3 separate regions of the Homo sapiens genome follow, and regions 1 and 2 are each linked to region 3. Evidence: chromatin loops called from intact Hi-C (ENCODE). Cell type or tissue: OCI-LY7. All regions are shown on one strand. Each heading gives the region's core, and the rest is flanking DNA. Links, peaks and the distances in the headings are about the cores only.

Region 1 (8,369 bases), core at 50-8,049, 260 kb before region 3:
ATTTTATAATAATGATATTTAATAATATAAATTAATACAAATAATAGCATATTTGTAATAATAATTGAATGATAAAATAGACATTAAGCAATAGTAATTTTGGAAGTATTTCATCTCTAATTGGCCCATGAATCTGTTATGGCTAGTACATGGTAGCTGAGAAAACTCATTTAAAATGAAGATGCAATAGCCACATAACTATATATCTCATGCCCAAAAGAGTATTTTCTGGACCCGTGGCTTTCCAATTCTTGGACAAGTGAAATCGTATTGAGCATTGAGTCATCTTCTAAACATATTGAAGACTTCAAATAATCTCTGTTAAGTTACTTTGTAATAAATCAACAAATACAATGGCCATCTATGTTTTCAATTTTCTTTCTAACAAGCAGACCAATCTATTGACTTACTGTTTTCCTGTTTCTTTTTACTAAACTATTAGAGTAACTTAAAAAACCTTTTTTCCCCTTGCATCTCCTAGCAACCAAATTCAAATTTATAAGAAATAAATTTCTTATGGAGGCGCTTATAATTAAGAGGCTTAACACATTATGATTTCCACCTAAACCCTTGGTGGTTAAAGGTTTTTATAGAGTATCATGATATATGATTTAAATGTAAAAAAGGAATTTTTTGTTTAGGACTACCAGTGTTGGACTTGTAGTACAAAAGAAAGTCAAATGTGAGTATTACCCAAATAAAGATTCGAGATTTAAATTTTAACCTTAAGTATTTAAGTAATTTCACTCAAATAGTGATTTAATATAAGCAGAAGCGTTATCACTGCGATTCTCTGCTCTCCTTTGTGTGTTCCATCTTTTCTTCTAATCTCTCTTGTCTTTTCACCATACTGAGTCAGTTTAGTGCTAGTCTGCACCTCCCTCTAGAGTATGAAAATAGCAGTCACTTTTCACATTTTGAGGCAGAAATACTCTTCCTCAGAGGAACTTGATTAGTGCCTCCACAGTTCTGCTTTTCAGGGTTCAGCACCAAATTCTATTTTTGTCAGCAGTCCTCTTTGTCCTACCGGCTGGCATGGAAGCTGAAGAAGCCACTGAATCTGAGTCAGGCTCTGCTTGACACATTTAGAACAATTTCTCTGAGATAACAGTAAACAACAGAGAATTGTGACCTAGGAAGTTAAAATAAACTGAAGCAGCTCTCTAGAAAAGTGAGGAGACAGTAAATAAGGCATGAAATAAGGAATGAATGTTGCTAATTGTGTCTATGGGTACATCATATCTCCAGTCAACCTTCAAAACACTTTGAACTCAAATAAGCTGTAACATTTGGTTAGTTTCTATGCTCCTCATTCATAACATGCAAAAATGTGAATTCAGAATTAGTGAAGATTGTCTGCTTTTTGCTTGTTTCTAGAAACATTTTATTGTGCAGTGAGTTTTACCTCAAAGCTCTGGGATTTATTTGCAGGGATATATATATATATATATATATATATATATATATACACATGTGTATAGCATAGGCCAACATAAATAGACAGAGATAGACCAAATCTCAAGAGATTAAAGAAGATATGTAGGACAAAACACTCTTAAATATACCAACCTCCCACCTCCATTCTCAAATACATGCACGTCCTTGGTTGTCTTTCCTTTACCCCTACTTTTTTGGGAATACATGTAAAGAAAACAAAAAGAAAGAAAAATATAAACCTGTTGTAAAACACAAATAGGTATCAAAGGAAGAGCTGAGTTTAAAAATACAGAGATTGCTACCGATAAAATGCATAATTTTGGATACCAGTGGTTTCACCTACCAAGTTGATGGAAAAAAAATGCATTTTGCAATAAGTTAAGGAAATACATTTGAGGAGCCTTATACAAAAACCGTTTCCACTGTCTCTAAACAGTTTTTAAATGATTCATGTTAAAATACTTCACATATGCTCTGACTCATATAGATAGTCTTGAGCTAACATTCTTTTATCAGCTGGATGTTAATGCAAAGTTAGATTATATTAACTTTTATTTTAAGCATCACATTATATTTTAGTTCTTTGTGAGCCTGGAATCCACTAAAATCTGCCAATCTTTGTCACATAATCGTTATCCTATAACTCTGAGATTGAATTTTTGAACCTAAGAATGGAACTTTTTATTAATGACTGCCAAGTTTTATCTCATTTACTTCACTTCTTTATTCTAGTCAGTTGAGGCAATCATTTTGAATCTTGGCTGTCATTGGTCATATTATTTACTGCAGGAATTATAAAACTTTCTCTGTAAAAAGCTAGTAAATATGTTAGGCTTTGTGGGCTATGGATCTTTTTTATATAGTATTCCTTTTCTTTTATTAAATAAAATACAAACAATTCTTTTAGTTGTAAAAACCATTCTTAGCTCAAGGGCCATACAATGACAAGCCTCAGACCAGATCTGGCCCACAGGTTGTAATTTGCCAACCTCTGGTGAACTGTATTAGTTATCTGTTGCTGTGTAACAAATAGCCCTACCATTTAGTGGCTTAAAATACAAAATATTTTATCTAAATTGTGGTTCTGGAATCCACGGCATTGATTTGTCTGGGTACCTCTGCCTTGAGTTCTTTCCCAGGATATAATAAAGCAGTTGGCTTGGGCTGCAGTCTCATCAGAAGACTTGACTGAAATAGAATCTGCTTCTGAGTTTCTCATGTAGTTATTGGCAGGATACAGTCCCTAACGGACTGTTGGCCAGAGGTCCCCCCTTGCTTCCTTGCCAGGTGGGCAGTTCACAACTTGGTAACTAGATTACATCACAGTTGGTCAGCAAGAGGAAGAAAAAAGAACTTGCAAGATGGAAGCCACAGACTTTTTGTAACCTAATTTCAGAAGTGACGCCCATCACTCATGCTGCATTATATTGATTAGAAGTGAGTTCCTAGGTGCAGTTCACACACAAGGGGAGGGGATTTCACAAAGGTGTGAATACTGGAATGGCAAGAATGACTGGAGCCATCTTAAAGGCTGCCTACAAAACCTATCCACCCAAAATATTATACAACTTAGAAGAAACAAGTTTTCAATTTGTCCAAGTTTTTGATAAAAACATCCAAGAAGGGGTGTTCATGACTGACTTTTGTGGCATGCTTTTTTTCCCCCAAGATTGATTCCAGTCCATTAATACTATGAATATTGCTGATTGCCTAACTGCAAATTCTCAGTGGTGCTATCATAAACATTTTGTCATCATATCCTTGGAAATCTTAAGAGACATTTTTGTCAAATTCATTTTAACAATCATGCTGTTTCTGCTTCACTGGACAGGTGAAATTAAGTTAAACTGAGTCTCAAGGACTGTCTTGAAGAATAAAATAAGTCATAGCAGTACTATAGCTCAAATAATGTCATAAATAGAGAGAACCAGTTTTATCTGCCTTGTCTCCATGACAGGAAGTTTTAAGACTGTTTGCATCCTATATGAGCCTCAATTTTTTTAACCAACTGGTAAAGCTGCCTTTTCCTCCACTTCCATATATGCTTTTATAGAAAGATGTATATTTTCTTAAGAGATCAAATCAGGGATGAATTGGACTTTACAAATATTGTAACAGTAAATCGCAATCATAATTTGATTCAAGGATCTTTCAAAATTAGAGAATACCAGTTATTGATAGCTGCTATCTAGATAGCAACAATATACCATTACAATGTTTCTACTACTTCAAAAAAAAAAGTATAATGCTCTAACCCAAACTGCCAACAAAAGTACTGTCATTTTAAATGCTGTGTCACTCAAACTTCAATCTAACAACCTACGTTTTGCAACTCTTTCCCCCTTAAGCAATATAATTATTACTACCCATTGGGTGTATAATATGAGTGACATGCTGCACTAAACAACTGTATTACGATCTTCTCGTTAATTCTTCTTAACAACTCTGGCAGGTAGGTACTATTATTATGTGCATTTTACAGAGATTAAGCAACTTGCCTGTGGTCATCCAGCTAGTAAATGATGAAGCAAAAGTTTGAAGCCTAGTAGCCTAAATTGAGCCCTTTCTTTTCAAGCAGAGACACAAATGTAATATTTGTTTATTTAAGAACTGCTAAGGAAACTTTTCCTAGGAAACATGGTTGAATGATTCACATAAAGTATAGTTAATTTTTTTTCAGTTTGAAGCCACTAGATGGCAATATTTGCAAATTTTGTTTTTCTTTTTACTTAAGGTGGAAAAGTAACTCCACAGTATTAGTGACTAGTTTTCTGTGAAGAAATTATTTATCTTTGATTTGCCAAATATAACTGTTATTTGTAGGAAGATTTTTCAGTGACATGATGTAATGTGACCATAGCAGTTTCAAGTGGGACAAAAATTGGAGTGTTATCTGCTATTTCATTTAATTTTTGTTTTACTTTAGTTTGAGGTTGAAGGGAAGTTCCTAGAAACTTAAAATTTCTTCCTGGAGGTCCTCCCTCATGCTACAACACTGCCATGAAGTCCTGTTTGTTTAATATCAAACATGACAAACACTTACTTTTCAGAAAAATAGTGTGCTATAACAAGCTTTAGTGACTTTAAAAACATAATTTGTATTGCCTGGAATGTACCCCTCCTCTTTTACATCATACATTCCTGTGTATCTTTTAAATCCTAACTTACATATGTATCTTTTTCCTCTGTGATGTCCCTTCCACAAGCACAGGCAGATTCTTCTAACAGTACCACCTCAGTCCCATACCATTTGAGGCTTTGATACATTATACATGTCCTAATGATATACATTTGTGTTTATCTTCACTCTCCTTTGGGAGCACTTCAAAGGCAGTCTTTTAAAAATTCATATATGGAGCCGGCCGCGGTGGCTCATGCCTGTAATCCTAGCACTTTGGGAGGCCGAGGCGGGCGGATCACGAGGTCAGGAGATCGAGACCATCCTAGCTAACACGGTGAAACCCCGTCTCTACTAAAAATAAATTCAAAAAAAATTAACCGGGTGTGGTGGAGGGCGCCTGTAGTCCCAGCTACTCAGGAGGCTGAGGCAGGGGGATGGCATGGACCCAGGAGGTGGAGCTTGCAGTGAGCTGAGATTGCACCACTGCACTCCAGCCTGGGCAACAGAGCGAGACTTCGCCTCAGAAAAAAAAAAAAAATCATATATAAAACTCTCAGTTTCTCAATACCTAAATAAAAAAAATCATATTAGCATATCACAAGCTATTTATCTAATCCTCTACCGATGACATTTGATTTCTTTTCACATGTTTGCTTTTACATACAATGCTTCAAAAAAGTCTTTGTTTTTGTCTTGCACGTGTGTGAGAATTGCATTAGAAATTCTAGAGATCAAATTTATGCATAATAGGGTACATATGGTGCACACAATTTTAATCACACTTGACATTTGTCATTCATTTTGGCTGCTCGTCAACTAATATGCCTATGTTTTGGGAACTTTCCATTTTATGAGTATGGTGGGAGGCCGACCCTGTTTTCCACTATAAACACTGAAAATGCCAAATACTTGCTTCGTGAGCTTCCTTTGCACCTAGGATGTGGGCACATGGTCTTGTTTCTCTGCTTGAAATTGAGAGCCAATGCATCAGAAGAGAGGACTCTGCACAGCTGTGTTGATTGTTGCAGCAGGACTAAACTTTGTATCAGTAATGGAAGCTATGCTATTAGTGGCATTTAGTACACAGAGCCAGTTCTGTGTGCAGTGCAGGTTGCAACAACTTTTGTTTGGTGAAGGCCACAGTGGGGTTCTCATTAGATCATTTCTATGGTGTGATTTTGAGCATAGTTTTTGGTGCAAAGCCCTGTCCCTAATTGTCTAGGATTCCTAATGATTCTATGAACTACCCCCAAATCCTTGTAATAATGTCCTATTCTGCTTCATCAGTTGAACTTGGTTATTTTTTGTTTCTAGCTAAAAATCCTGACTCTTATAAATTGGTATCAGGAATGGGCTGGAGGTGTTGTTTCTAAAGACGCTGAACAGCTAAATAAAAAAGGAATGACATTCTCAAAATTCTAATTTAGGGCATAGATTGAAAACCAGCTAAAAGAATATCTCCTTTCTTGCAGCCACAGGGTTGAGATAGTCAAAGATCAAATTCAAAGTTTAATTATATAGGTTTCCAAATTCCAAACTCAGCTGAATTCACAGTCTTGTGTAGTATGTGAAAGTAAGAGTTTGATAATGAAAGAGTAGTGTCCCCCCAAACTAAAATGGGATACATGAAAGGATTTAATTTGATTGACTCAGAAAATACTGATTCCTCTTCATAGAGACTCCCTTGCCTCCAGGAGCGCTTACCTTCATTTGACTCATGAGATTGTTCTTACCTTGCTTTACAACCCTGTCACAACTTTACGTAAGGAAGTCATATTGCAGGAGGAAGCCAGTCCTCTTCTTGCTCTACTCTTAACACTTATTATGTCTAGACCAATAATGAAAACCAGATCCTCAGCTTGAACTTGTATTAGGGGAGTGATATTATAGCATAACCCCCAGGATGATAAAGCTTGTACTTTAAAATAGTTTAAGAAAAATATTATTTTAGTTCAGTGATGAAAAGAAGATTTGGTTAATGTATACATATAAATAAGGGAGGAATGTATTTTAAGACGTAACTGAAGTTACCAGTATGGGTAACCTTGTCAGAAATTAGTCTTTTAATATCCTAGCTTAAACATATGGGAGTAGTTTTAATTGTTTTCTTGTTTGGTTGACTGAAATCCAGACCATAGCTCATATGAACAGAAATGGACCTGCTCTAGAGAAGAAAAGATATTAATACAAGAGTTAAAAGACTTGGGTAGAAATCTTAAGGTAGAAGTAGTGGATTAATTTGTTGTTTGCATTCTGCTCTCCTCACTCCTAATAAAATCCCTCAAGAGGGTTCAAGAGATAACCTCTTCACCAAATCTGTTAGAAATAGATTAGACAGTAGTCTGGGTGCAGTGGCCCACTTCTGTAATCCCAGCACTTTAGGAGGCCAAAGCAGCAGGATCACTTGAGGCCAAGAGCTTGAGGTCAGTTTGGACAATATAGTAAAACCTTGTTTCTGTTTTAAAAAACAAACAAACAATTTGAGAGTCTTTCTGAGCTACCTGTGGCTCAGGTAGCTGCCCAATAAGCAACAACAAGAAATACATTACATGGGCATTGTGGCTCATACCTATAATCCCAGCACTTTGGGAGGCCGAAGCAGGAGGATTGCTTGAGGCCAGGAGTTTGAGACCAGCCTAGGCAACATAGCAAGTCCCCCATCTCTATGAAAAATATAAAATTAGCTGGGCATGGTGGCTTGTACCTGTGGTCTCAGCTACTTGAGAAGCTGAGGCAGGAGGATCACTTGAGCCCAGGAGGTTGAGGTTGCAGTGAGCCAAGATTGTGACATTGCCTTCCAGCTTAGGCAACAAAACAAGACACTGTCTCAAAAAAAAGAAAAAAAAAGAAAAAAGAAAAAAAAAAGAAAGAAAAAGTAGAAAACAAATGAATTAGGAATGCCTCTTGAGGGCACCCTTAATTTCAGTGAGAATGTGAAGATCCTAGGTTGACAGAAATTAGAGTACTTAATTACTAAGGCAAATTGGCGTGATTACCATAATTATAGACCATAAATTCCTGACCATTAGTCTGGATAACTACTTGATCTGAGCTGATCATGATGAACCACATGTTATCCATTAAAGTACCAAGTTAGTCATGCCTAGTAGCAGTCCACTATAAAAAGGAAGTAATATATGTGGAACTGAGCCGGAGAATATCTAGAGGCACAAGAAGGATACATGTGTTTATGATTCATATTCTGAGTGTGCTACTTCTGCTTCGTTGTCATTTTTCTCTCAACTTCATTTATGACCTCATGGCAAGTTACCTATGACCTAAATCTCTGACCTTGGTTAACAGATGAGTCAACATAATTTGCTGGCACTAGGTGAAAGTAGACTACCACCTCCCTACAAATCTAATCAGGGTTAGCTCTTAAGGACCATGAAAAATGAATTCCTCTTGATAGGTAGAATTTTGAGTATCCCAGGTAATTTTCCAGTTATGAAAACCATAGCCTGAATCAAGAATCTATGCCCATTTATGGTGACTGGCTAGTGGAACTAGAAGGAGGAAGATTAGAGTCTTAGAAACAAGGAGTTTGAAAAGTAAAATACAAGGATAGATGTCTTCCTATGGATCCAGAATATGAGAATATTGTCCCAAATGAAAGCGTGTCAAAAAGTCTTTACCATGGAAGAAGCTCTTAATAATCAAAGAGGCTGGCAGTTAGCCTCTATCTATGACCATACCATTGCTTTCTTAATAGGCTCATTAAAAAATACCAATCTTGCAGGGATGGAGGCCATGCATGGACTCAACAACATCAATTTTTACTCCTGAAGGCTTGCCAACAGCAGGAACTTAT
Region 2 (8,369 bases), core at 345-8,344, 230 kb before region 3:
AAGAATGGGATCCTGTCATTTGCCACAACATGGATGGAACTGGAGGTCATTATGCCAAGTGAAATAAGCCAGGCACAGAAAAGACAAACTTCACATGTTCTGATTTATTTGTGGGATCTAAGAATCAAAACAATTGAATTCACGGACATAGAGAGTAGAAGGATGGTTACCAGAGGCTGGGAAAAGTAGTGGGGGGCTGGGGACAATGGTTAATGGGTACAGAAAAAATAGAAAGAGTTAGACCTAGTAATCGATAGCACAATAGGGTCACTTTTTATAGTCAATAATAACTCGATAGTACATTAAAAATAATAAAAAGAATATAATTGGATTGTTTATAACACAAAGGATAAATTCTTGAGGGGATGGATACCCCATTTTACATGATGTGATTATTAAACATTGCATGCCTGCATTAAAACATCTCATGTACCCCATAATTGTATACACTTACTATGTACCCACAAAAATTAAAATTAAATATTAAAAAGAAATTTCTGCCTTGAATTACTGAATGGTTCTTCTAAGTAAAAATGGATATTTTTCAAAAGAAATTAATTATTACAATATTGCATGCCTACCCCCAAATGGCAATATTCCTTGGCAATTCTTAATTTCCAAAGATAAATTCAAGAGTAGGGCTTCTCCAGAAGTAATGTTTTGACTATATATTGCTTTTTGTCATTTTAAGCCTGGTTAAAGAAGCTAAAAAGTGTCTAAGTTTATCCATACTTCATTTATGGCACAAGAACATTGATTCATTTTTCTCTCTGCTCACTGTAGCAAAGAGAACCTGAAAGTAAGTTCTCTTTGCCTATGGCAGTGACTTATTCCCATGAACTTATGTCTTTAATATCATCAAGGTAATCTTTGCAGCAGTTTTACTACTTTATATGCTTTTCTTTTGTTTGTTCACTAACTTTCTTGTTTTTGAAACCAATTATGTCTTAAATATGTTTCTGAGGAGCAGCTACATGAGGCTTTAGAGACTTGCAGTTTTCATATTTATGTCTGACCTAAGATTTTGTCTCGGCATCATCACATGCCCCTGTGCTTCTGTGTGCAAAGTAAAATATTCCTGAATGACCATCACAAGTAAATTTATTATGGTTTTTAAAGATATAATTCACATGCCATATGATTCACCCACTTAAAGTGTACAATTCAAGGGTTTTTAGTATATTCACAGAGTTATGCATCCATCAACACAATTTTAGTACATTGTCATTACCCCCTCCAAAAAACCCACATTCCCTAGCCATCACCCTACAATCTCCTTTTCCTCTCCAGCATCAGGCAACTGCCAATCTACTTTCTGTAATTTTCCCACTCTTGAAAATTCATATAAATGAAATCATGGAATATGTGGTCCTTTGTGATAGGTTTTTCACTTAACGTGTTTTCAAGGTTTATGCATGTAGTGGCATGTATCATTACTTCATTTCTTTTTATTATTAAACAATATTTCATTGTATAAATATACTACATTTTGTTTATCCGTTCATCAATTGATGGACATTTGGGTGGTTTCTCTTTTATGCTATTATGAATACTGCTGCTATGAACATTTGTGTGTGCGTTTTTGTGTAGATACGTTTTTATTTTTCTTGGGTATATACCTAGGAGTGGAATTGCTGGATCATGTGGTAACTCTGTTTAACCCTTTGAGAAACTGTCAGACTATTTTCCAAAGTGGCTACCACCATTTTACAGTCCCATGAGCAATATATGAGAATTTGAATATCTCCACATTCTTGCTAACATTTGTTATTGTCTATCTTTTTTCAGGTAGTCATCTTATTGGGTGTGAAATGACATCTGGTGGTTTTGATTTTCATTTCCCTGGTGGCTAATAATGTTGATCATCTTTTCAAGTGCTTATTGACCATTTGTATATCCTTTTTGGAGAACTATCTATTCACTTCCTTTGCCCATTTTTAAATTGGGCTATTGTATTAGTCCATTTTCATGCTGCTGATAAAGACATACCTGAGACTGGGAAGAAAAAGAGGTTTAATTAGGAACTTACAGTTCCACATGGCTGGGGAGGCCTCAGAATCATGGCGAGGGATAAAAGGCACTTCTTACATGGTGGCGGCAAGAGAAAAATGACAAAGATGTAAAAGGGGAAATCCTGATAAAACCATCAGATCTCATGAGACTTATTAACCTACCACAAGAACAGTATGGGAGAAACTGCCCCCATGATTCAAATTATCTTCCACTGGGTCCCTCTCACCGCATGTGGGAATTATGGGATTACAATTCAAGATGAGATTTGGGTGGGGACACAGAGCCAAACCATATCATTCCACCCCTGGCCCCTCCAAATCTCATGTCCTCACATTTCAAAACTAATCACGCCTTCCCAACAGTCCCCCAAAGTCTTAACTCATTTTAGCATTAACCCAGAAGTCCACAGTAAAAAGTCTCATCTGAGACAAGACAAGTCCCTTCTGCCTATGAGCCTGTAAAATCAAAAGCAAGCTAGTTACTTCCTAGATACAATGGGGGTACAGGTATTGGGTAAATACAGTTGTTCCAAATGGGAGAAATTGGCCAAAACAAAACAGTTACAGGGCCCATGCAAGTCCAAAATCCAGTGGGGCAGTCAAATTTTAAAGCTCCAAAATAATCTCCTTTGACTCCAGGTCTCACATCCAGGTCACACTGATGCAAGAGGGCCCAACCCCACGCAGAGAGCCAACCCCACATTTCCCTTCTGCACTGTCCTAGCAGAGGTTCTCCATGAGAGCCCTGTCCCTGCAGCAAACTTCTGCCTGGCCATTCAGGCATTCCCATACATCTTCTGAAATCTAGGCGGAGGTTCCCAAACCCCAATTCTTGACTTCTGTGAACCTGCAGGCTCAGCAGCATGTGGAGGCTGCTAATGCTTGGGGCTTGCACCCTCTGAAGACATGGCTCGAGCTCTGTGTTGGCCATTTCAGCCATGACTGGAGCAGCTGGGACGCAGGGCACCAAGTCCCTAGACTACACGTAGCACAGGGACCCTGGGCCCTGCCCATGAAACCATTTTTTTCCTCCTAAACCTCCAGGTCTGTGATGGGAGAAGCTCCTGCAAAGGTCTCTGACATGCCCTGGAGACATTCTCCCCATTGTCTTGGAGATTAATATTTGGCTTCTCGTTACTTATGCAAATTTCTGCAGCTGGCTTGAATTTCTCCTCAGAAAATGAGATTTTCTTTTCTATTGCATTGTTAGGCTGCAAATTTTTCAAACTTTTAAGCTCTGTTTCCCTTTTAAAACTGAATGCTTCTAACAGCATCCAAGTCATCTGTAGAATGCTATGCTGCTTAGAAATTTATTCTGCAAGATACTCTAAATCATCTGTCTCAAGTTCAAAGTCCCACAAATCTCTAGGGCAGGGGCAAAATTCCGCCAGTCTCTTTGCTAAAACCTAACGAGAGTCACTTTTGCTCCAGTTTCCAATAAGTTCCTCATCTCCATCTGCAACCAACTCAGCCTGGACCTTACTGTTCATATCATCATCAGCATTTTTGTCAAAGCCATTCAACAAATCTCTAGGAGTTTCAAACTTTCCCACACTTTTCTGTCTTCTGAGTCCTCCAAACTGTTCCAGCCTCTGCCTGTTACCCAGTTCCAAGGGAGTTCTCTGACCCCTTGCACTTCCCAGGTGAGGCGACGGCCCACCCTGCTTCAGCTCGCCCTCCGTGGGCTGCACCCACTGTTTAACTAGTCCCAATGAGATGAGCTGGGTACCTCAGTTGGAAATGCAGAAATCACCCACTTTCTGCATTGATCTTTCTGGGAGCTGCAGACTGGAGCTGTTCTTAGCTGGCCATCTTGCCAGCCACCTTGGTTACTGTAGTTTTGCAGTAAGTTTTGAATGATCAACTTTTTTCCAAATTTGTATCAGTTTTGACATTTGCACATAATTTGTTTGGATTATACTTAACAGATGTTTGGTATTAATATGTGCTTATGATTTGGAATGCTATGGTTAGAGACAATAAAGCATAATGGTTTTGGTCACAAGTGCTGAGTCCAAGAGACCTGGATTTGAAATGACTGTACCACTTACTAGATGTATGAACTTCTATAATCCTCCCTCAGCTTCAGTTTCCCATCTTGAAATGGGAACAATAATACATTAATGGACTTTTCAATTTGTATTGCATGTTCATCATGTGTGTTCAGTGGTGTTTTTAGTGGTGGTATATTGGCTTCTGCTCTAAGAAAATACTAATAAACTTCTACTTATTTGGAGCTTATTTTGCAATAAATATGAGAAAGAAATAAAGCCAGAACAATAGAAAAGTAAGGCAAAACTGCCTGTGGAGTGGTGTAATGAGGAGGAGGCAGAAAGAATCTATGCATGTTCCTTCTCCAGGAATTTAAGAAAACTTCTTTCTACAGTAATTCTTTTAAAATAGTTTAAATAGTTGATCTGCTTGCAAAGGCTTGCAGACATCAAGGAATGTACTTTCTAAGAACTCCTTGGAATCCTTTTAAAAAACTTACTGACTGTGGGATTCTATAAGACAGAACAGGGTAAGTTTACATTTAACTGACTTTTAGCTCCTAGAGCATAATTTGAGTTGTATTAAAAACATTTTTTAAAGCATAAATCTGTTAAAAACAATAGTAAATAGCAAGAGTTCAGAGGACATAAGCTAAGCATTTTCCAGCATGTAGTAACCAATATACTAATGTTAGGCATTGGCACTATTACTGTATTGAAAAAAGGGCTTGGGCTCCATTTTTTTTATATTTGGAAAAATATTTGTTAACAATTTTCTATTCTATGCTACTCCTGGGAGGAAGCTTCAAAGGCCTCAGCCACAAGTAGCTCTAGCTCAAGCAAAAACAAAGCATGTTGAGAATTGTGAACAATCAGTGATGCAACACAAGGTGGTGCTCTTGTCCCAGTGAGTGCTGTAGAGCCTTGTTAGGGCATTAGGCAAAGGATGTACAACTCCAAAAGATTTGGTTGGTATAAACGCCAATGGGGATCTGCCGGACAGACTGAACAGCTGACTGGGGGGCACAAAGCCAAAGGTGACTTTTCTTAGAATGTAGACTGGTATAATAATGCAGGGGTGCAAAAAGCAGCGTAGCAAAAACCTAAGAAAGATAAGAACGAGTGTCTGTGCTTTACAGTATATTTATTACTTGCCCTTATTATTCATTTTAGTCTTAATAACAATCATCTTTACACTGCTTTGCCATACACTTGCCTAAAACAAATGTTAGATAATGATATTTCTATGTAGAAATAATGGCTTCCCATGGTCTTCATGATAAAATCCTGCTTTGTCTCCTGGCAACTTTCACCCCTTCTTCAGGACTGAAATGTCTGAAGTTCCTGAAATGCATCCTTCTCTCTTGTCTCTGTGATTTTGCACAAGTTGGTGTTCTACCTGGAACTTTCTTTCTCCTTTCATCTTCTTGGACAATTCCTGTTCCTTCTTTCTGGGTTAACACAGCTATCACCCCCTCCTAGGCCTTCCTTAATTACCTCCACGTAACAGGAATGTGCGCATTGAAGCTATTAATAGTATATGTGAAGTACTTAATAGATGTATTCACTTAACAAATGGTATCTACTGTTTTCATACAAGTCCAATAGTTTTAGTCTATGTACATATCAATCATTTTTATGTATTTATTTATGGGTATTTACTATTTTCTAGATCTTTTGGTCACTTATGTCTTTATTAATAACCAGACTGTCACTTCATATTCTCAGTGTAAAATCTTCCTTTTTATACAGATGATATTTTATGTTTTGTTTACAGTATGCTTCCTGATTAGTTAGTTGAATAAGTAGTTTCTCAGTCCTCATGTACAAGGTGCTGTTCTAAACACTGAAAGTATAGGACATAAAAATGGATAGCATAATGGAGACACCTATTGTCTAGTGATTCTTAATATTTATTGTTCTTTAGAATTTTAAGATTAAATTGCATCGTTGCTTTGGAGAGAAAACTGATAATGTTTTTCCTGGTTTACAGCTTTTTTTCTGCTATGAAACAGCTTGTTTTATGCTATTTTCTAACTATAGTTTATATTATTGATTTTAAAAAGCATTAATGCTTGCCCATAGTAAAACTGTTAGCACATTTCTGCTAATTAACACTGCCTTAAAGGATCCTATTGATATTCATCATTATATCTTTGGATTAAAAAAACACTAGAGGATACTAAGGTCAACCATAAAATTTGTCCCCTTTTCAAGATCTTATTCAGAATTGTGAATGAAGGCCTTTTAATAGTCAGGGTTCTGGCAAGAATCCGAGGGCCCATTCGAACCAGGTAATTTGAGAAGAGGACTTTTTTACAAACCTGCAGGCAGAGTTTAGAAAACCCAACTATGCCAGATCTAGCAAGATGGAGAGACAGTATTATTTCTTTTCTTTTCGTTTCTTTTCTTTTCTTTTTTGTTTTCTTTTCTTTTTTTTTTTTTTTTTTTTTTTTTGAGAAGAAGTCTCACTCTGTCACTCAGGCTGGAGGGCAGTTGTTCGATATCGGCTCACTGCAACCTCCGCCTCCCGGGGTCAAACAATTCTCCTGCCTCAGCCTCCCAAGTAGCTGGGATTACAGGCATGTGCCACCATGCCTGGCTAATTTTTGTACTTTTAGTATAGATGAGGTTTCACCATGCTGGCCAGGCTGGTTTCGAACTCCTGACCTAGTGATCTGTCTGCCTCGGTCTCCCAAAGTACTGGGATTACAGGTGTAAGCCACTGCACCCAGCCTGAGAGACCGTATTATTTCTAGGCCTGAAGAAGCAAGGGGAGAGAGCAGATACTGTAACACAGAGTGGGTGGCTGTTTGGAGATAACTGCCCAACCAGAGCTGAAGCTTCCCAAAGAGAGACCAAATGATTCACAATGACCCAGCAGGCAGGGAGCAAGGAAATTAACAGTCTTACCTCATTCTCCTATCAACCCCAATCTGCCACCAGGCTTCCCACTGACAGAACCTCATGGAACCTAGAGGGCAAGGGATTCAGTAGACACGGTCCATGCAGGTCAGTTTCCTGTAGCACAGACCAGGGTGGAGAAGGGTGTGGTGTGGATCTGGCGAAGTGAATGAAAGAAACTCAGCACAGGCCTTACGTTGTTCATAAAGTGGAAGACTCGGCTATTGATTTTTTTTAATTAAAAGAAATATGAATTTATCCCTACACATATTTGTCATGTCTACAGATCAATGCCTTTTTCATGAAAAGTATCCTTTCTTCCTATTTTTTTCTTTAATTTATTCAATTAATATTTATTGAATCCTTCTTTGAGCAGGTGCTGAAGATACAGAGATAAAGACACCATCAGATGGGGATAAGAGAAATAATCAAACCATCACCTTATGGCCTACTGTAAGCGTGGTGAATTAGGGGGAAGTGCAGGGGACAATGGGAGCTCACAGATGAGGTAGCTACTTCACCTTATAGATTGTCTGAAAGGCTTCCTGGAGGAGGTGATTTGGGCATAATCCTTGCTCAGCTTAATTGTTTGGTCTCTATTCCCATGTTGAATGTATTTTATTACCATTAGGAATGCAAATTTTGAGGCACATCTCTGAATCTTGTCTTTAAACAAACTACCAAATGTGGATCACCTTATGAAACAGTATGTACATTTTTATGGTATTGAAACATATTGCCACATTGCCTTCAGAAAGGTTGTATACTATTAATATTACCATAAACAGTGTATGAGGGCACGTTTGGCACACACTTGCACTATCACTATGCATTATGTATTTTGAATATTTTCCAATTTTGTTTGCTCCTTTCTGTTAGCTGGCTGTTTGTGTCAGCTTCACCCTAGCAATGGCTTTTTATGTTGAAGAAGCATTTGGTTCCAATTTCCATTTTCTTTATATATTCCCAGAACTAGCCTTATTTTGCCATCCCAGAAATACCTGCAGCTATGGTAGTGTTCTGTCCTCCAATGTTTAAGTTCCGACTTCTTTCACGATTCATTATACTAATCCATTTTGTTTATGTTGGAAGTTTTCTTTATTATATGTTCCAATAATCCCACATTTCTACTTTGTCTCTATTCCATTTTCCACTGGGAGTCAGAGTATTCATAAGAGATAAATTATCTGCCATTCCTTGAGGCAGAAACCCTCAGTATTCTTTCTTCATTTCTGTTGTAGCTCTACTTCTCTATTCCTTTTATTCAGTTCAATTTTTTTTGTGGCTTCTCTTTTTTTCTTGATCAATTGTGCCAGAAGTTTTCAAATTTTATTAATATTTTTAAAGATTTATTTTATTTGTTTAATGAATTTCTCTGTTGCCTCTTTTTTTTCCCAGTTTATCTACTGCTGCTGTTATCCATATTATTTCTTTCTAAAATATATTGGTCTTCCTCCTGCTT
Region 3 (8,369 bases), core at 131-8,130:
CAACTTGGAGTTTTTGTCTATGCCAATACTGAAAATGTTTATTGCCAAACTGAATGAAATAAGCTTCATAATAAAGTTACCTTCCTAATCATAAGCTTCATAATAAAGTTACCTTCCTAAAGGTTTCACCTTTAATCTTTACCCTAAATATGTGATGCTGTATTGGCACCAATACAATATAATGCACTTAAATTAATTTGAGCTTGAAGTGATTATTTGTGATAGTACTTTTTTTCTTTGGAAATCTTTCTGCAAAAGACATAAAGAACTGATGGGTATCATTTGGACTTGTTTTTATTTTTCCAGATATTTTTGTATAAAAGATAAAGTAAAACTAAGTGCTTAAATAAATGAATTATTTTGATTAGAGAACTATAAAAAAATTAATTATCATTCTAATACCCTTTCCTTGAGTTTAATTATTTTTCCTCACTTCAGTGACTTCAACACATTCATATGCATTAGTGAATTAGATCCAATAAACATTTGCTGAGTACCTAATGCATTCAATACACTGTGCTAGATACTACAAGGAATAATACAAATATGAATATGATTTCACCAGATCACTAATGCATTTATACAAGATATAAGCACATAAAGAATTATAATAAAAGGCAAATTTCAAAATTCTGGTGTCACAAGAGCAGAGCTAACTGAAACTGTGGTACACAGGAGCTTGAGATCACACATTGTTACAGAGACCAGGAAAGGTAATGGAAGAAGGGACCCTAACCAGGGACTAGAAAATGGGAATGTTTCAACAGAAAGAGATGTGCTAAAGTGTGCAGTGTTTCAGGGAAGGCTGAGTGATTTAGTTTGGCTGGTTTTAAGACAAAAATGACATAGCTGTGGGCAGTAAGTCTTAGTAGAAGATAAGGCTACGATGGTGGTTGGGGAATATACTGAAGTTTAATTATAACATAGCTAATATTTATCACATTCTTATGTGCAAAGTGCCAGGCTTTACATGTGCTATTCTTGTAACTCCCCCAACTGTCCAATGAAGTAGGTACTATTATTCCACTTAAAAATGAGGACACATTTTAGAATGGCAGATTCGGGAAGCATAGTTCGGGGGAAGCCACAGATTATGGTGGTTAACTGTATGGCTTCTGGAGCCATAAGTTTAAATCCTACCTATTTCTTCTACTAAAAACCTTGGCAAATCTCCTAACTGCTCCATGGCTTACTTTCTTTATCTGTAGCATGAGGTTGAAAGAATAATTTCCTTATGGAATTGTAATGAATATTAAACGTAGTGCCCAGCAAATAAGTTGTTATTAGTTTGAACAATATGAAATCATTGCCTTTGTAGGTCAAATATTGGCAATTTCAAATGGCTCAATCTAATAGGTATTAGATGTTATTAATTTAGAAGACAAATGAATGTCATTGAAAGGTTTTGCCCTCTGTAACTACATCCTATTTCTTGTTCTTTCCCATATATATGCCTCCACCTAATAGTTATACCTGCTGTCTTTATCACTTCATCAATTGCATTGCAAGGGGCTTCTTTCCCCTTCAGTTTCAAAAACCAATCTAAATAGCCCTAAACCAAATTAAACAGTAATGACACCTAACTGAATATTTCATAGTAGAGCCAAGAGATAATAAAATATACCACTATATCAGGGAAAAACATATATATATATATAATGTTTAATATTTTTTCAGCTATGGGACCAGACTTGTAATAAGTAATACATACATATGGGGAATTTTATAAAAATATTTCAGATAATTCCTTCACTCATTCATTTATTCTTTCATTCACTTATTTATTCAATCAATTTTTATTGAGCACATCCTACGCACAAGACACAATATTAGGTACAGAAAAGCTATAAAGATAAATGTGACACATTCTTTACCATTAATAATAATATATATTATCTAAAATTTAATTTGAGCTAATATATAACTGACAATGAAATATTTGGACCACCTAAAACAAGGATAAATTATTCTGTGACAAGTTTATATTCTTGCATTATGCAAAAATGATTCGAAAATAAACTATTTTTTTCCCAGAAATTGTATGAGCTATACATTGCTATGTAACAAATTGCCCCAAATTTAGCGGCGTACTACAACAAACACTTCTTATCTCATACAGTTTCTGAGGATGAGGAATCCAGAATGGTTTCCTTGGGTTTTCTGGCTGAAGGTCTCTCATGAAATTACGGTCAAGCTATTAGACAGGGCTGCAGTCATCTGAAGGCTTGACTGAGGCTGGAAGATCTACTTCTAAAATGGCTGTTGACAGGAGGCCTCAATTCCCTGCTGGCATTTGATAGAAGGTCTCAGTTCTTCATCATGTAGGTCTTTCCAGGGCTGCTCAGGACATGGCAGTTGACTTCCCCCAGAGCAAGTGGTCCAAGAGAGAGCAAGGAGGAAGCCACAGTGACTTTTATGACCTACTTCAAAGTCTCACAGTCTCTTCCATTTTCCTGTATTAAAAGTAAGTCCCTAATTGCTAAAAGAGTACATTTTTAAATGTTCTCACCACAAAGAAATTATAAGAGGTTATGGATATGTTAATTAGCTTGATTTAATAATTCCATAATGTATACATATATAATAATATAATATTGTACCCCATAAATACATACAATTATTATTTGTCAATTAAAAATAAAATAAAAAGACGTAAGTCACTAAGTCCAGCCCATTTTCAGGATGAGGAAGATTAAGCTTCATCTCTTCAAAGGAGAAGAATCAGACTTTATGGATATAAAACTACCACAGAAGTGATGTTAATGTCTCATTTGAATAATTGATTTGAAATTTTTTGCATTTGGTAGAACTCTGTGCTTGCATGTGCTTGTTACTTTTTTGTTCATAAGTTTTAAATAATAACTTTACTATTTCCTGATGTAAAAAGTAACAAATATAAACTATAGAACACTTAATACAGATAGGGAAGTTAGAAAAACATGAATCACTCATAATTCTACAATGCAGATATAGCCATTTTTAACATGTTTTTATTTCTTGTGTGTATATATATGCAAATATTAGTGTTCACACACACAAATACATATATATATACACACACATACATATATAATATATATGCCTTAAGTACATAATAAATATTTTGGAACATGTGTATGTGTATATTCTTATTTAGATATATAAGAATTTACCCCTGTAATTAAAATTACTTGGAAACAGAATTTTAATGGCTACATAACAATATACAAATAAATGTTTATTTCCCTCTTTTTTTTTTTTTAGAGACGGAGTCTTGCTCTGTCGTCCAGGCTGGAGAGCAGTGGCGCCATCTCGGCTCATGCAACCTCCGCCTCCCGGGTTCAAGCGATTCTCCTGCCTCAGCCTCCCGAGTAGCTGGCATTATAGGTGCCTGCCATTGCACCCGGCTCATTTTTTGTATTTTTAGTAGAGGCAGGGTTTCACCATGTTGGCCAGGCTGGTCTCGAAATCCCAACCTCAAGTGATCCACCTACCTTGGCCTCCTAAAGTGCTGGGATTACAGGCGTGAGCCACCGTCCATGGCCTATTTCCCTCTTTCATCTTTTAAAATAATTTTCTGAACATTTAGGCTTTTTATTTCCTTTTGTCACAATAAATAACAATATAAAACATATCTTTGCAGAATGTCTTTGTATCTCTGGTTATTTTCATATGATAGGATCTTACAAGTAGAATTATAGGATAAACAGACTACTAAATTGCCTTCAAGAAAAATTATATCTATTTGTATTTTTACCAGAAGTTTGAGTCCCCATCTCATGGTGATTTATTGAGTATTTAATGTTATCATTTCTTAATCTTTGCTAATAGGCCAAAATGTGTATTTATTTATTTATTTTACTTTGTACTTCGGTGGCATGTCAGTTATTATTTTACTGTCTCTCAGCTCCACATTCACTGTTGGTTGCCCGCTCCGTGAAAATAGATATAGACTCTTGAAATGTTTCCTTTGCAGCTTGCATGATGGCATACTTTGTCAGTAGAGGGCGCTGGAGACACACTGCAAGAGGAAGGGGTCTTTCCTGATTCCTCCAGGCTGACAGGCCAGGCTACTGGAGAGCAGGCTTTTTTCCTTCACTACTTTGCCTGGAGTGGTTTCTGCAGTGCTGGTTGCCTGTAGGGTGCAGCTTTCTCCAGCATTTCTCCACTTGCTTCTCTAGCTTTTGCTTTGGGCAGTGGTGGTATAACCTGGAGCCACAGTGCAAGCCGGTCCTGAAGCTCCAATTGCTGCTCTCCATTTCTTCTCTTCAGCTGGGTGCACACTCATACAGAGGACCCTGCTGGGCTGGCCAACTACTGAGCCACTTGCCTGAGCTTTGTCTTGTGCAGTCTCGTCACACAAAGTTATGCTAGGTTCCTGCAAAGTAGGTCCCTCCGGCTCCTAATCCCAACAGTGCCTCGAACAGAACCCGTGACTCCTTCTTTGTGCTTACCCTTTGGCAAAGCCCCAAGTCCCTCTGCATATCTGCCCACCTGCCTCAGCTGGTCCACACCTAGGGGGTTGGCTGTACCAGCTTGTCCAGTATCTGTGGTCCTGCTCTGGCCTGGGCAAGCCAGCAAACTTCTCTCCAGTGGGCTGCAACCACACCTTCTCCAGTGAATTCTGAAACCCTCATTCCTGCCTTTCCTTGTTAGGATTCTTTCCCTCAGCCTTAGGGTACCTTCTCTTTTCATCTTTATTATTATTCTCCTATCATAGCTTAATTATTATTTATATTAAACTTTCCCTGTTTAAATTACTACCTTGTTTCTGTCTTCTGATTGATACAGACTAACACAGTTGTTCACTGTTAAGATACGACTTTTTTCATATACTTAGTGGCCATTTGCATTCTCTCTTCTGTGATTTTTCTTTTCATATCTACCTTTTTTTTCTATGTAAGACTTGGTTCTTCTCTTATACATTTCAGTCTATTGAAGACTAACCTTTTGTCATGTTCATGGCAGGTACATGACACTAGTTTTTTATAAGTATGTTGAATTTTAACTATTACATTTGCCTCATTTAAGTGAGATGAGACTATTTTCTTATTAATATTGACAGGTGAAAGAATAGCGATGCAAGCCTCTGGTTTACTCAGTAAGAGAGACTTCTTAGGCTTGAAAAGGCCATAGCACACTTTCACCTTCAACCAGTTTAGGTTTGGTAATACTGAGAAGTAATGCCTTTGTCTTAAAAATGTTTCATATTTTAATATTGTTAATCTTCCAGTTGGGTTTACTGCATATAATCTCATTCCTTAGTACATGTAATATGATCAATTTACTACAATGCTTATGAGGAATGCAAATGGAATTAGTTTACAGAATGAAAGAATGTTGCATATAATTCCATTTTAATACAGAATTTATAAATAAAATCATAGTTTATACTTATAGCATTTCTTCATTTTTAGTGTTTTTTTTTCAAGTGGGTTAAACAGATCTGTGAGTACCTTGAGAGTTGTCATGTAGAATAAGATGCTAAGAGGGCAGAGTTTGGGATTCCCTATGTAACTTCAGCTACAACAGCCTTGCTTTATCCATTGTATTCATTCAGCAACAAATAGGTATTTGTGGGCCAAGTCTTACTTTAGCCGATGTAATATGTCTATGTGATATAAACATTTTTTTGAAAAATAAATAAAGAAAAAGTTCAATTAACTTAAAAAAGAGCTTAAGAAAAGCTTTGAACTGATGAAAGGTCTTTCATCAGCAGAAGAGAGAGAATAAAAGGGCTGGGGGGAGGTTCAGAAAATTTCAATTAGGATTTCTTAACAGAGTCCATAATTTTTCCTTTCCAAAGGCCAGACAGCTCTGATGTTACAGATAGTCAGAAGTCAACAGGCCATTTAAGATAGTCCTAGATTTTATGAAAATGCCAGAGTTTTCAAGAAGCTACTGTCACTATCAGGTAGATTCCTTGATGGTGTAAGACTGTATTTCTTTTTCATTCCAAGAACTGGCAGCTTCTTTTTTCTGAGTCATTTCTGAATCCATTGATTATGTTTCAGTTCTCTTGAGAGTCCAAGCTAAATGAAGTTTAAACTGCTTATCTGAAGACACCATTTAAATTTGAGTTCATTACATGGTTTACTATAAAAGCTATTTGGCATATGCAGTATTCAAGCTTATTTCAGTTACTGAAACTAAACTCAAACTCATTTTGTCCAACTGTGAACCCTAATTAACCTCATCACTTCAAAAAGAAATGAGCTTTTTTTGACATTCAATTTTCTACGATTCAAGTCTCATATATGTTCGTATAAATGCAAGTACAGAACTTATGCATTCATCAAAGAGTAATATCTCTGAGTTTTTTGAAATGTTTTAGCAATAGAAGCTTGTACTGCTAAACTGTTGTCTCTGTTTTTATTACTAGTTTATTTTGAAGACATTTCAGTATAATCGCCTTTTCTTTATTGAATCTGAAAATGAGAAGAAGAAAGACTATTAAAAATTGGACATATTTTGTGCATTGGACATATTAAAGAACGGAGTATCCAATGTGCATGCTCTTGACTTACTTTGTTACTATTCTTTGAATCTCTCTTTTCTCTTCTTCATTTAATCTTTGAAGAATGGATTCCAAGAGAGAAAAGTGAAAGTTAATGTACTGAGCCACCTAAGAAAGAAGAAGAAGAAAAAAAAAAGAAAGCAGAACAATTATGCAAGAGGTGCTGAGTCAGGAGGGAAGCAAAAAACAGATTCAGGGTGATGGTATTCATACATCACTGCTAATTTCTTCTGCATCTTTATCCATGAGGAAAATGCGAGCATTCTTTTCAGAAGGTCCCTGTAGGAGCCTCTGCAGTAGCGGAATGTCTGTCTTCTTTAGTCGTCTTTGTTCTGCAGTGAAAACAAGAATCAACCACAATCAGAAGTTCATGCTGCAGGAAAAGAAGGAAGATAATTTTCCAATTTATTTTTCGTATTTAACTCACTTTGAAAAAAATAACACCTGCAACAGGAGGCAATTACTCAAAAAAGCAAATTGAAATTAAAACTTAAATGAACTTCTTTCTCTTACTGTATCTCAAGTTTTGATTAATGTCTCAAAGAACTCAGCCTTCCTTTGATTAGAGTGTTCAAACAAATCTCCGGTCTGATAGGCCTTTTATAAAGCAATATGCCTCAATAATTATTTAGGTTTCATTCCACCATTCCTTCATCCATACAACAAATATTTATTGGTTCTTTCCAAGTTGAGTTGATGTAATTCCATCTTTCTGGTTCTTCAGGTCCAAAACCATGTAATTATTTTCAATTCTTCCTTTGTCTCGCTCCACACCCAATTCTTGGCTCATCTTTAAAAATATATTCATGAGGTTTTTGAGATCAATAATATTCTTATTATTCATTCATCTGGGCTTAATCCATTCAGCCATGAAAATGAGATAGAGAAAGAAAATATCTTCCAATCTGGTGTGTTTCCAGAACTTCAAATTTCCAAAAGTTATAATATAAATACTCCTGCTACAAAAGTACTTATAGCTTTCTGTCAAAGTAGTTTCACATCTGGGATTTCATTTTTATCAGAATAAAGCATGAACAAAACATAGTGTCCTTATATTCATCTTATTTCCTCATTCTCTCCTTCACCTTGCTTACTTTCTTCAGAACAGTGAGAACTGTTCTCATTCCCTGAGCTGGACTTATCCCAGGAAAAGAGTCAAGAGAGAGTCTAGAACTCAAAAGCCCAGCCTCCCCACAATTAAAGTGATATTACCCATTCCTGTTCACATAGTGTCAGTGTTTACTGTTCTAATTCCTCTGCCATTTCTGAAGCAGTTGGGAGCCTTGACAACTTAGCTCCTCTCATCCACCCACCAGAATCCTCTTTTGACCTTCAGGTCCAATGTTAACTTGGCTTAGCATCCTCTTGCTTCATGATTCTGCTTTATGGGATGATTATTAAAAATAATGATTAAAAAATTATGATGATGATTATTAAAAATGCATATTCCTAGAGTTGTCCCCTGATCTGGAAGGACTTGGGAATCTGTATTTTAAGTGAACTCTATAGGTAATCTGAAATGAACTACAGTGTGAGATACACTGTAATGGGCTTTGTAGATATAAAGTTAAAACCCACCTATCTCTGTTTTCCAGATTACTGCCCAAACAGGAGCCATATGCTCTCTTCTGACCTAGTTATTATTATCTGCAGTTATGGATATATGCAAAATTTTGACACAAAATATAAAAGAAAATGGGATTTTTATAGGTGAAATTATAAAGAACTACATTTTTTATAATGAAAATAGACATTTTTTTCTTATAAAAACAACACGCTTGTTCGTTCATAGGTCCAGCACCTTGTGTGGAGCCCAAGAATGACTGGAAGGAAACTAAGCCATATTTCTGCTCAACTGCAGGCTAAAGTTAGA

What was found. Peaks named below come from ENCODE experiments on the same cell type or tissue, not always from the same donor. Only the 100,000 strongest peaks of a DNase experiment are listed, where the experiment ranks them.
Region 1: a loop joins it to region 3, with 3 times the contacts of the local background. A loop is called at or near these places in 8 of 110 quality-filtered maps.
Region 2: it touches region 3 in a loop (6-fold over the local background); 11 of 110 quality-filtered maps call a loop at or near these places.

The regions. Positions count from the first base shown.
Region 1 is chr4:73,307,540-73,315,908 of GRCh38, forward strand. All of the region lies in intron 3 of ANKRD17-DT (ANKRD17 divergent transcript), which reads left to right. Among named protein-coding and RNA genes, the nearest start is that of ANKRD17-DT, 53 kb to the left of the region's middle. In OCI-LY7, for the core only: CTCF peaks have their summits at 878, 1,090 and 4,118 (motif pointing right); DNase peaks (open chromatin) are centred at 912 and 4,112.
Region 2 is chr4:73,336,672-73,345,040 of GRCh38, forward strand. All of the region lies in intron 3 of ANKRD17-DT (ANKRD17 divergent transcript), which reads left to right. Among named protein-coding and RNA genes, the nearest start is that of ALB, 63 kb to the right of the region's middle. RefSeq lists enhancers at 2,415-2,916, 2,917-3,416, 6,635-7,136. In OCI-LY7, for the core only: CTCF peaks have their summits at 4,900 (motif pointing right) and 5,102; a DNase peak (open chromatin) is centred at 4,890.
Region 3 is chr4:73,569,904-73,578,272 of GRCh38, forward strand. RASSF6 (Ras association domain family member 6) reads right to left here. Exons shown (of 11, transcript NM_177532.5): 9 at 6,710-6,828; 10 at 6,507-6,604; 11 at 1,647-6,407. The coding sequence ends at 6,332. Among named protein-coding and RNA genes, the nearest start is that of RASSF6, 46 kb to the right of the region's middle. In OCI-LY7, for the core only: CTCF peaks have their summits at 3,973 (motif pointing right) and 4,173; a DNase peak (open chromatin) is centred at 3,998; H3K27ac peaks cover 3,696 bases.